2 separate regions of the Mus musculus genome follow, and region 2 is linked to region 1. Evidence: chromatin loops called from intact Hi-C (ENCODE). Cell type or tissue: left cerebral cortex. All regions are shown on one strand.

The links. A loop is a pair of places that touch in the nucleus more often than their neighbours do. Peaks named below come from ENCODE experiments on the same cell type or tissue, not always from the same donor. Only the 100,000 strongest peaks of a DNase experiment are listed, where the experiment ranks them.
Region 2: it touches region 1 in a loop (2.2-fold over the local background); 3 of 42 quality-filtered maps call a loop at or near these places.

What each region holds. Positions count from the first base shown.
Region 1 is chr19:44,534,106-44,536,605 of GRCm38, reverse strand. It overlaps Sec31b (Sec31 homolog B (S. cerevisiae)), which reads left to right. Exons shown (of 26, transcript NM_001033343.1): 4 at 353-548; 5 at 806-901; 6 at 1,775-1,918; 7 at 2,223-2,365. Among named protein-coding and RNA genes, the nearest start is that of Sec31b, 10 kb to the left of the region's middle. In left cerebral cortex, a CTCF peak has its summit at 1,024 (motif pointing right); no DNase peak of the experiment used is centred here.
Region 2 is chr19:44,183,613-44,186,112 of GRCm38, reverse strand. All of the region lies in intron 2 of Pkd2l1 (polycystic kidney disease 2-like 1), which reads left to right. Among named protein-coding and RNA genes, the nearest start is that of Pkd2l1, 7.6 kb to the left of the region's middle. In left cerebral cortex, no CTCF peak of the experiment used is centred here; no DNase peak of the experiment used is centred here; H3K27ac peaks cover 440 bases.

The sequences.
Region 1 (2,500 bases):
GTTGCTGTCTTCAGACACACCAGAAGACGACATCTGATCCCATTATAGATGGTTGTGAGCCACCATGTGAATGCTGGGAATTGAACTCAGGACCTCTGGAAGATCAGTCAGTGCTCTTAATCGATGAGCCATCTCTCCAGCCTGGAGTATTTTTTTTTTCTTTCCTAAAGAAAGGGCAAGTCTGGGCAGGGGAGACTTCCCTTCTGGGTCTGGAGCAAGAAGAAAATAGACAAGCAGATACAGGCTTGGGCTGGGGAAGCCTGCATGATAGGAGAAGCTGGCGAAGATGTCTGTCCTCTGCATAATGACATGTGCCTGCCTCGGTGCTGAGACTGATTCTTTGCCTTTGTAGGTTTCACAAGCTAATATGGGGAAGCTTTGGCAGTGGGCTTCTGGAAAACTCCGGGGTTATTGCTGGTGGAGGAGACAACGGCACACTGACTCTATACAATGTGACCCACGTCCTTTCTTCAGGGAAGGAGCCCCTGATTGCCCAGAAACAGAAGCACACTGGAGCTGTCAGAGCCTTGGACTTTAATCCTTTCCAGGTACTGTGTCTTAGCTGACCAGACCTGGTCAAGGCATGACGACGCATGTCTGAATGGAAGCATTCTCTTGTGGCCTTCAGGCTGTGCCTCTGAACTGTAATGGGAGAGGCCCTGGGTCTACCAAATGCAAGCCTCCTCTTTCTCCTTTTCTGAGGTGGGAGTGTGTGTGTGTGTGTGTGTGTGTGTGTGTGTGTGTGTGTGTGTGTGTGTGTGTGTGTTTGGGGGTAGGTCTTTAGAAATATCTTTTATTCACACAGGGCAATCTCCTGGCCTCAGGAGCCAGTGACTCTGAGATCTTCATTTGGGATTTGAACCACCTGAGTGTCCCAATGACACCTGGACCCAAGTCACAGGTGAGGGGCTCCCTCCTCCCTCTGACCTGGGGCTGCCTCTTAGGGTGTACAGCCAGGTTTTCCCAGGTAAAGTTTGGAATTGTGGAGCCAGCCGAGTAACAGAGATTTCCAGCTTTACCACTGGAGGGCAATAAAACCCCACAGATGGACAGGTCACCTAGTAGTCAGGAGAGAGGGCAGAGCAGGTGGTTCACGGTGGTCAGTGCTGTTCAAAGAATTCCTGGAAAGAAGTGAAGGGCAAGGGGGGACAGAAGACACCAAGACAGGCAAGGAGTGATATGTATCATAGTGGTGGGGAGAGGGCTGGCTAGGCCCTGCACTCCGCAGAGACGAGAGAGCAGATTCCAGGACACACCAGCATTGTTTTGTTGTGGGAAGGGGCTGTCTCTGAGTGCGGCTCTCAGGTCTGGTTTGCCTCTGCGTATGCCTCCTCTGTCAGTCTGCAGCTTGGATTACCTTTTTGCTTTTCTGTGTCTTGTGCTTCATCATGAAGTAAATGTGGGTTGGTTGGCACTTGTTACCCTGAGAGTCATACGGTTCTTCCTGCCTCGTTTTCTCAGGAGCTCTTTGTTTCCTCTCTCAGATTTCTCCTCCTCTGTCCTACAGACGAGGGTTACTTTTCAACCTTGACTCTATACTTTTAAGAGAACTTTGGCTTAGAGCTAAAGCCAGGTGTGCCAGCTGTTCCCTCCCACTTCTGTACCCATAGCTGAAGCATCTTTCTTGGAAAATGTAATCCCAGTTCCTAAGGCTATTAGCAGGAGGAATCTCCTGCCTCCTTTCAGCTTCCCCTGGGCCGTTGGGAGGAACAAAATGGTAGATGTCGCTTAACTCAGGTGATGGCAGGTTGTTTCTTTCACCATCTTGCCTCAGAACCCCCCAGAGGACATCAAGGCATTGTCTTGGAACCTCCAAGTCCAGCACATCCTGGCTTCCGCTCACCCCAGCGGCAAGGCGGTGGTGTGGGATCTCAGAAAGAATGAGCCCATCATTAAAGTCAGCAGCCACAGCAGCAGGGTGAGTAGTGACCAGGACACGGGCCTCACGCCTGCAAACACTGGGCTCTGCTCTTGCTCAGGGACCGGGATCCACTTTCAAGTGTGGATGCAAGCTCCCATAGCAGAGTTCTTATAAACAGTGAATGCTTGAGAAGCCAAGCAGATGACCTGGGTTTTGTCACATTCTGTGTTTGTTCGTGGCCTCCACTTACTGCCGAGGAGACACAGGGTACCCTCAGAGTAGTCTCATTCCAATTGGGCAGAACGGGTTGATAATCTGAGAGGTTCGATGCATTACCCACTGGGATCTTCTTTGTTAACAGATGAACTGCTCGGGCCTGGCCTGGAACCCAGACATAGCCACTCAGTTAGTGCTGTGCTCAGAAGACGACCAACTCCCGGTGATTCAGTTGTGGGACCTGCGCTTCGCTTCGTCACCCTTGAAGGTGCTGGAGAGCCACAGCAGGTAGCATCTCCAACCCTGTTCACACATGTGGGCCTCATTTAGCCACGGACATCTTCCATGGCTCAAAGACATTGCAGAGAACACAGCTGCATCGCTAACCAAGAGGAGTTCCTTTGGAGCCTGGGCTTATGGGGG
Region 2 (2,500 bases), 350 kb after region 1:
CATCCCCATCAGCATCCCACCCTCATCCTCATGAGCATCCCACCCTCCTCCCCATCAGCATCCCACCCTCATCCTCATCAGCATCTCATCTTCAACCTCATGAGCATCCCATCTTCGTCCACATCCCCAACACCTGTTACCATCCTCATCTACTTGACAACAACTCCCTCCCCTACTCAAATAGAAGTAGAATCTTAAGAGAATGCTGCTACCTACATTCTTTCTTCTATTGCTGAATTTAAATCACAAAAACTTTTGGTTTGGTTTGGTTTTGAGACTGGGTTTCTCTGTGTAGCCTTAGCTGTCCTGGAATTCACTTTGTAGACCAGCCTGGCCTTGAACTCCCAGACATTCACCTGTCTCTGCTACCCTGAGTGCTGGGATTAATAAGCCTGTGTCACCACCAGGCTAAAGAACATTTTTATTTATAATTCACCCCCACCCTGTTTAAAGACATCTAATTTTTTATATTACCAACATGTATCCATATGTATACACATTCTACTTTTTCACATGTAATTACATCAACCGTATTCTCTTATGTTTCTGAGTAGTTGATGTATTTTAATTTGATAATCACCAGCTATATTAAATTAAAATTCATTAATTAAAATTGTATCTTACTGCTTAAGTATTTATTATGGGTAAGTATGTCCAGACCTGTTGCCTTCTCTTGCTTTTGTTAAATTTGTTCCCAGGGTACGTCTAAAGAGAGTAAGCCCAAAGACGAGACGATCCTCTTAGTGCTGTGTGAGACGATCCTCTTAGTGCTGTGTGTGGCCATTTGCCTCGGTTAAAGCATTACATGTATTAATTCCAGTGCTATGCCTATAAGACCACAGCAGTGCAAGACTCTATGAAGATTGGCTATTCTCATTCATAAGTGTTAATATTAAGTAGGTATAAAATGATACAACAATCTGCCCTTAATTTTTTTTTTGTTTTGATTCATAGTAGGGATAGACAGTTTCTTATCCCTCCTTTGTTATTTATACCCATTTTGTATAAATTGCACAAGACAGACATCGTGAAGGGGAGAGGGAGATTTTAGGAATGGAGAATTTTAGACCACAGCAGGGACTACCAATGAGGGTCTTCATTTTGGAAACTGGGAACCCTGGGAGTGGGAAAAATGGTCTACAAAGCAGGACCCAATGCCCTCTCCCTTATGTTTTGCTCTAGGAACTCAATGACTATCTGGTGACTCATTTGGCTGTCACAGAGCTATCTTCTTTAGCCAGGCAACATGGGGGAGCCATCAATCTCCTCACAATGTCATAATGCAGCCCTGGATCCCCACAAAGAGCATTCGCACCTAGGACCTCACTTGACCATGACTGCATTTCTGTAAGGGACAGATACCATTATTTCCATGCCAAAGATCAGGAAAATGTCATCCTCATCTTTATGAATAGCACAGGAGTGATCCACCATTCAGGAAGGCCCACATTAGTGGGGTCCATCCAGTCTCCACCATTGTCCAGCAGAGAAGTGCAGGGGAGTGAATGATGGCCGTACCCCTCCCTCCACCTCCCTGCCCCCACCACCATACTTATGAAAGAGCTTCCATCCCTTTGTCTTCTTGGAGGGATGGCTGTGGCCTTTTGTTGATGGGAGAAACACTGGCGTCTTTGTGCAGAAACAATGGCTGTTTGTTTTAGGAAACATTTTTGTTATCTCAAAGGTGCACCTGGGACTCTTCCTATATAAAAGAGGCTCTGAGCCATAACCTAGACTGGGTCTGGTTACCATGGAGCTGGGAAGGAGTATAGCGACCCTCAGCCTTTTATGACTCCTGTTTGGCCATCAATAAATGCAGATTGATAGCACCTTGTCATTGCTGGCTCTGGAGAAGTGTATCTGCCTCCCCTTACTCTGTCTTGTTTTGTTTTGTTTTTTAGATATATATTTGGGGTACCCATGAAGATAAGAGGCCAACTTGCTAGAGTCAGTTCCCTCTTTCCACCATGTGGTTTCTTAGGGAACCAAGCTCAGGTAGTGAGGCTCTGCAGCAAGTGCCTTTACCCGCCAAGCCATCTCCCCAACCTAATAGTCGCTCTCTTTCAGTGGGATTCAAGGTTCAGGTAGAGTTTTTACCTCATCAGGATACTAGGAGAAATTGCCTTTGTTAACTGCACATTTCTAGAATTGACAAGGAAAGAAGCAGAATGCTTGTGGGAGCTTCAACGAGCATCTGTAGGTGAGCCCCTGCATGACTGTTATGATAGTATAAGTTAACTGGTCACATGGGGCCATGCCATCAGTGACTGGAGGAAGCACGGTCAGAGTAAGTCCACCTGCCTCAAGGAATGGTGCTACCAGTCATTAGCCATAGAGGTTGGGATACTTAAACTTCTTTGAGCCTTGATCTCCTCCTCAAGAGAAACTGATGTCTGCCTATCTGATGTTGGTAGAAACAAAGAGGGTACTCTGCCTGGATTAGGCCCTCAACTGATGTCATTCCACATCAAAGTGCATGTAAGGAAGGTAGGTACTGAAA